Linked DNA regions of Homo sapiens: region 2 is linked to region 1. Evidence: chromatin contacts called from ENCODE Hi-C or POLR2A ChIA-PET data. All regions are on one chromosome and are shown on one strand. The core of a region is the stretch at or near the end of the contact, and the rest is flanking DNA. Distances in the headings are between cores, read along the strand shown.

Region 1 (2,980 bases), core at 307-2,806:
TTTACCCTACATGTTGCTTCCAAATTTAATTAAATTTTAACATTTTCTTTCTTTTTACAAAACTCCCCTTTCACAATCTAAAAACTAGAATCCCAATTCAGAAGCTTGGACCTCAAAATGCTTCAGAATTTGGCCCACCCTTCATGGCCAGCTTCACCACAGCTCAAGTTTTCTGTCCTATACTCACTCTCAACTGAAAATCTTTGCTCATCCTGTTTTCCTGAGTGGAAATGGCCTTTCCCTTCATTTCTTTTATCTAAACTTACTCTTCTTAAGATCCATATTATGTTTAAACTATAGGGCACACACCATCTCTTCTAGCCTCCTGGGATATTCCTTTTTCTATACTTCTATAGCAAATCCCAACTGCTCACTAGAATAGCTTGTCACACATTGCTTTACGGGGACATATAATTATTCCACATGAATACATCTTGTCTTGATATTTACGTTATAAGTTTCTTAGAATACTCCATAACAAATTATGCACATAAGAAGAATTCAGTACATACTTTCTGAATTAAAAGTAGTTTTCTTCCTATCTACCTATGTACTAGCATTATAAGAATAACATTATAGGCATACAGTGGAAAAGTTTCAAGAGTGAAAACAAATCCACACCTATGTATTATTAAATAGTGAGGGACAAAGTGCTAAAGTATTATATATAAAATTATTCACAAATATTAAAACTATTTTCTTTTTGTTGGAAGGTTTTCATTTTTTCTAAATGAAAGGAGGCAAACTTCTATTAAATAGCTAGAACAGTAAATGAAAAAAAGAAATGGTCTCTTGTTTTTTTCTCACTTAGAAATCTTTCTTTTCATGAATTATTCTTAATGCTAAGTAAACTGCATATATATATATATATGCATATATATGTATCTGCATATATATATATGCATATATATGTATCTGCATATATATATGCATATATACATATATATTCCCCCTGAACAAATTCTTAGTTTTTTCTGTATAATTTTTATTAAACAAGACCACACAAATGAGTAGGAAAGAAAACATTTTGTCATCCTTATGCTCGGACACTTACACTAAAATATTTTTGCCAGGAAGGAATAGACTAAACATACATCAAGCCAAATGGAGATGCTTACTTTAAGACTTGAGGTACTTCTTATGATTTAAGACATTAGACCATAATTTGAGAATGTTTGGAAAAAGCATGCAATGGCTTTGTTTCTGACCATCACTGCATAAAAGTCTATATATCCAAAAGATTTTACAAACACATGTGGGTGGCTAATAGTATTGTTTTAAGCTACATTTTAGTTTTTTAAACTAACTTTACAAACATTTTTGAGGGTAGCCTCAATTTTTAATTAAAATAATTGTGATCTTTCTTCTTGATCATCTCTGTCTTAGCACTTCTCATCTCAGGATGTAAGTCCAAAAAATGCATCTCTTTGCTGCATAAGTTATTGTCAGTCATGACTCATTTATCTGGTCAGAATTAAAGAAAATAGTTTCTACTAAATGCTAGTGTTTCCTCTGAGGTATGTCTTTTGGGGTGTGGCATGGGAGTGGATAGACACAGCGGTAACCTTTACTCATTCATTTGATACATATGACTTGAGCACTTCATGGGCAAGACTCTGTTAGATGCTGAAGATACAGCAATGAAAGAGACAGATACAGCCTTTATTCTCATTGAGTTTGTATTAAAAGAGACACTTGGACATTAAACAACTAGTTACACAATAATTTAATCATGATAGTGGTAAGTACTAAAAAGGAGAAAAATAGCTTGGCAACCCGGAAACTCTTCAGAATTAGCCCCCTTTTTAACCATTGTTGTCCTATCCTTTGTTCCTATCATTTATTCCTAGGAGAGATTTTATTTAAACTACTTATAATTAACAAACTCCAGACAGTCTCTAGTGAATGACTCAACATGACCCTGCAAACTTTTCAAAGAGATCAGAGTACAAGATTTTGAAATATAACCAACATGTTTTGACCAAACTTAACCTATGAAATTAGACCAGGATAAGTTAAATATAAACAGGTTTCTCTAGGAGTAAACATACATGAGACAAACACAAAAAAATGTATGGTGAGCAGTTCCCAGCATAGCCTCCCCCATCTTCTCATTAAATACAAACGAACACTGGGCAAAAGAGGACACATTGACAACACACAGAAAAACTAAGATTGATAGTCAACCTAAAACCAGAATCTAGGAGGAACTGGCATTAATTATAAGGGGGTTAGATCTGGATTGTGAAACACATATCAAGGCTTAAACACATGGCATAGTGAATGAATAAAGGCTCCTTGACAGAGAGGCTTTCCCCCTCTCAGAGAACAGGCAGGTTGCACGTGGACCCCTGGGAATTTCTCTGAAAAGATAGAATCTACTTCCAGGCACAATCAATGCTGGGAGTAAGCAAAGCAAATTGCTATGAATGAGGCAGGCATGAACCAGACTTTTGCGTAGTACTGTTTTGTTTTATGTTTAATATTATTATCCAAAACAGTAGAGTAAGGAAAATAACACCAGAGTAGCGATACACTAAAACACTAAATGAAGGCCTTCTAGAAATGGAGTAATGTGTAGAACAGCCTGCACCTCATCTGAAAATCCAAGAAAGATATGAGACAACAAGGTCAAGGACAGGAGCAAAGACAAATAACTTACCCTTCTACTGAAAACTCTAAGTCTTGACTGTTCCTGCATTGTAAAAGTATGAGACAAAAGACAAAGGGGGAACAAAAACTATTATAGCAGAATGAAACTATTAGAACAGCATCTGTGAAGCTTGAAGGAAGAATATGCTTTGATTATGAGTTAGATGTAACGATGTCCCCATTACTGAAACATGAGATGTGTTTCCTTTCAAATCAGAAATAAAGCTAGAAGGCCCACTCTCACCATTATAAGCTAATTTCTGAAAGGACTAGCTAATACAATCAGCCATGTAAATCAAGCAAGGCATATGAATATTTGAAAGGAAGA
Region 2 (2,980 bases), core at 140-2,639, 64 kb after region 1:
CAGGTTCTCTTGACTTTTGTGGCTGGGCCAATTATATCTTTACCTATGGAAGGAGAAATATGAGAGGGAGGCTCTTGCCTTCATTTCTGAGCAGCAAAAACATACAAAAGAATGAACCGGCCAGGCGCGGTGGCTCACGCTTGTAATCCCAGCACTTTGGGAGGCCGAGGCGGGCGGATCACGAGGTCAGGAGATCGAGACCATCCTGGCTAACACGGTGAAACCCCGTCTCTACTAAAAATACAAAAAAATTAGCCGGGCGTGATGGCGGGCGCCTGTAGTCCCAGCTATTCGGGAGGCTGAGGCAGGAGAATGGCATGAACCCGGGAGGCGGAGCTTGCAGTGAGCCGAGATTGCGCCACTGCACTCCCGCCTGGGCCACAGAGCGAGACTCCGTCTCAAAAAAAAAAAAAAAAAAAGAATGAACCGTGACTTTTCAAACCAAGTTGTAAACACAGTCAACCAGCCAGCCATAGCCCAGGACACCACACTACATTAATGCTTTAAAGTACTGTTCACTATTTTAATACTGTTTGAATGATTTTTCTGATATGTAACTCAGACAACACCAAATTCATCACCGACCTAGATACTCACACCTCATATGAGTTAGGTATTTTCATTATCCCTCTGTAATGAGGCAATTGAAGTCCATTAAGTGACTTGTCCAAGGTCTTTTTATGTGTACCTGGACTATATAACCCAAGCCTTTATCAGACCCCAGGTTTTCCACACACAGAAATATTTGGGTTTTATTATTCCACAGTCCATTTAACTTGCCAGATATAGCTGTTACAATATAGGAACTTGGGTTGGGTCCTCCCTCACCACTTTAAATTTATTAACCTTGCTGGGTTCTCTTGGTACACTTGCAGGACACCACGGAGAGGAAGTGACTGGGGCAGTGGTTAAGCATAGTCCTTGGAGCCACTTTGCCCAGGTTGAATCACGACTTTCTAATCCCCAGCCACAAAACCTTGGCATGTTGCTTAGCCTCTGTATTCCCCCAATAGCATTGTCTGTGAAATGAAAATGATAAAACTTCCTTTCAGGGTTTCGGTGAGAATTGACCATTGCACATAAAATTCTTAGAACAGTGTCTGACACATAGTAAGGGCTAGATACATGTTAGCTTGTCTGAAGCATCCCTGAGATCCCTTCCAGCAAGAAATTTCTATACTTTTCTGAAATTAAAGCACCAAATTAATCTCTTAGACAATTACATAAAATTTGGGGGTCTGTGGCATTTCCTTTAAGATAGGGACGTGGAAAAAGCAGATAGGCATAGGTAAAGCAGGTGGCCACTTACATAATGTGATCCAGTTGGATGACCATATTCTGTGTTGAAGAAATCAAGCCCCTTTGACAGGGGAAGGGGGAAGTGGCACTATGAATAATTTCAGTGGAATGATTGTGATCTGGGATTGTGCAAGACCACTCCAGGACATGTTGTCTGCACCCTCTGTGGGTTATGAGAGGACTTCCACCTGCCCTGTAAATATCTCACTTACTATTGAGCTGAGGTTGTCCTCTTTCCTCATACTGAGTTTGAATTTCCCAGCACTTGAGATACCCAATATCATAGTCATCCCTTAAATTAGAAATAAAACCCATACTTAAAAAAACCCTCATATACCTCTACTTTATTATTCCTACTCCTATTCTAAATGAGATTCCACTAAATTTTTTGAAAGATGCATGAATCTTTACCTAAACCTTATACCATGTACAAAAATTAAGTCCAAATAGATCATAGGCTAAGATGTATAATAGAAATTATAAAGCTTTTAGAAAAAAATAAAAGAAAATATTCCAGATTTAGAACTAGAAAAGGAGTTCTTAGATTTGACAACAAAAACATGACCAATAAAAGAGAAAAAAGGGTAAATTTTTGCCTTGCAAAAGAGCATGTTTGAGACACATTATGGAATGGAAGAAATATTTGCAAATTACATATCTAACAGACAAATTATGTTGTAACAACTCTCAAAACTCAACATGAAAAAAACAACAATCCAATTTTAAAAGTGGGCAAAAAAAACAGTTCACTGAAGAGGATACACAGATGACAAATAAGCTCATGAAAATATGTTCAACATCATTAGTCATCAGGGAAATGCACGTTAAAACCACAAAGATATATAAATGTAGTGGTATAGGCAAAGTAGGTGGCCATGTATATAATGTGCTCTAGCGTGATGACCATATACTGTATTGAGGAAACTGGCAACTTTAAGAGTGGAAGAAGCACTATTAATAATTTTGATGAAACAACAAGCTTCATCTGAGACTATTGCAGACAAGCCCATTAGAATAAATAAAATAAACAATAGCAATTTGAACAAATATCAAATGCTGATGAGAATGTGGAGAAACAGTTACCAGAAAGGGGTCCCAATCCAGACCCCAAGAGAGGGTTCTTGGATTTCATACAAGAAAGAATTTGAGGCAAATCCATAAAGTAAAGTCAAAGCAAGTTTATTAAGAAAGTAAAGGAATAAAGAACGTCTACTCCATAGGCAGAGCAGCGGCGTGGGCTGATCAACTAATAATACTAATAGTTATTTCTTAATTATATGCTAAAAAAGGGGTGGATTATTCAGGAGTTTTCAGGGAAAGGGGTGGGCAATTCCTGAACCTGAGGGTTCCTCCCCTTTTTAGACCATAGAGGGTAACTTCCTGACATTGCCATAGCATCTGTAAATGGTCATGGCGCTGGTGGGAGTGTCTTTCAGCATGCTAATGCATTACGGTGCGCGTATAATGAGCAGTAAGGACCACCAGAGGTCACTTCCATCACCATCTTGGTTTTGGTGGGTTCTGGCCAGCTTCTTCATGCATGCTTTTTTCTCAGCAAGGTCTTTGTGACCTGTATCTTGTGCCAACCTCCTATCTCATCCTATGACTTAGAATGCCTAACCTCCTGGGAATGCAGCCCAGTAGGGCTTATCCTTATTTTACCCAGCCCCTATTCAAGATG

Evidence for each region. Hi-C counts contacts between places; a loop is a spot of excess contacts on that map. ChIA-PET counts read pairs that join two places held with the same protein, here RNA polymerase II (POLR2A). Pooled maps may share reads with other maps.
Region 2: a map of Calu3 shows a loop between it and region 1 (2.0-fold over the local background). The contact joins two enhancer-like sites. A Hi-C loop is called at or near these places in 1 of 168 maps with a recorded cell type or tissue (Calu3) and 1 of 50 pooled maps. POLR2A ChIA-PET finds 5 or more read pairs at or near these places in 2 of 52 experiments (HepG2 and activated CD4-positive, alpha-beta T cell).

What each region holds. Positions count from the first base shown.
Region 1 is chr2:226,513,582-226,516,561 of GRCh38, forward strand. No RefSeq gene overlaps it. Among named protein-coding and RNA genes, the nearest start is that of MIR5702, 140 kb to the right of the region's middle. Within about 2 kb of position 1,557, at least 2 of the 41 ENCODE cell types and tissues checked have a DNase peak (open chromatin) inside an H3K27ac peak, as active enhancers do.
Region 2 is chr2:226,577,627-226,580,606 of GRCh38, forward strand. No RefSeq gene overlaps it. Among named protein-coding and RNA genes, the nearest start is that of MIR5702, 80 kb to the right of the region's middle. Within about 2 kb of position 1,390, at least 2 of the 41 ENCODE cell types and tissues checked have a DNase peak (open chromatin) inside an H3K27ac peak, as active enhancers do.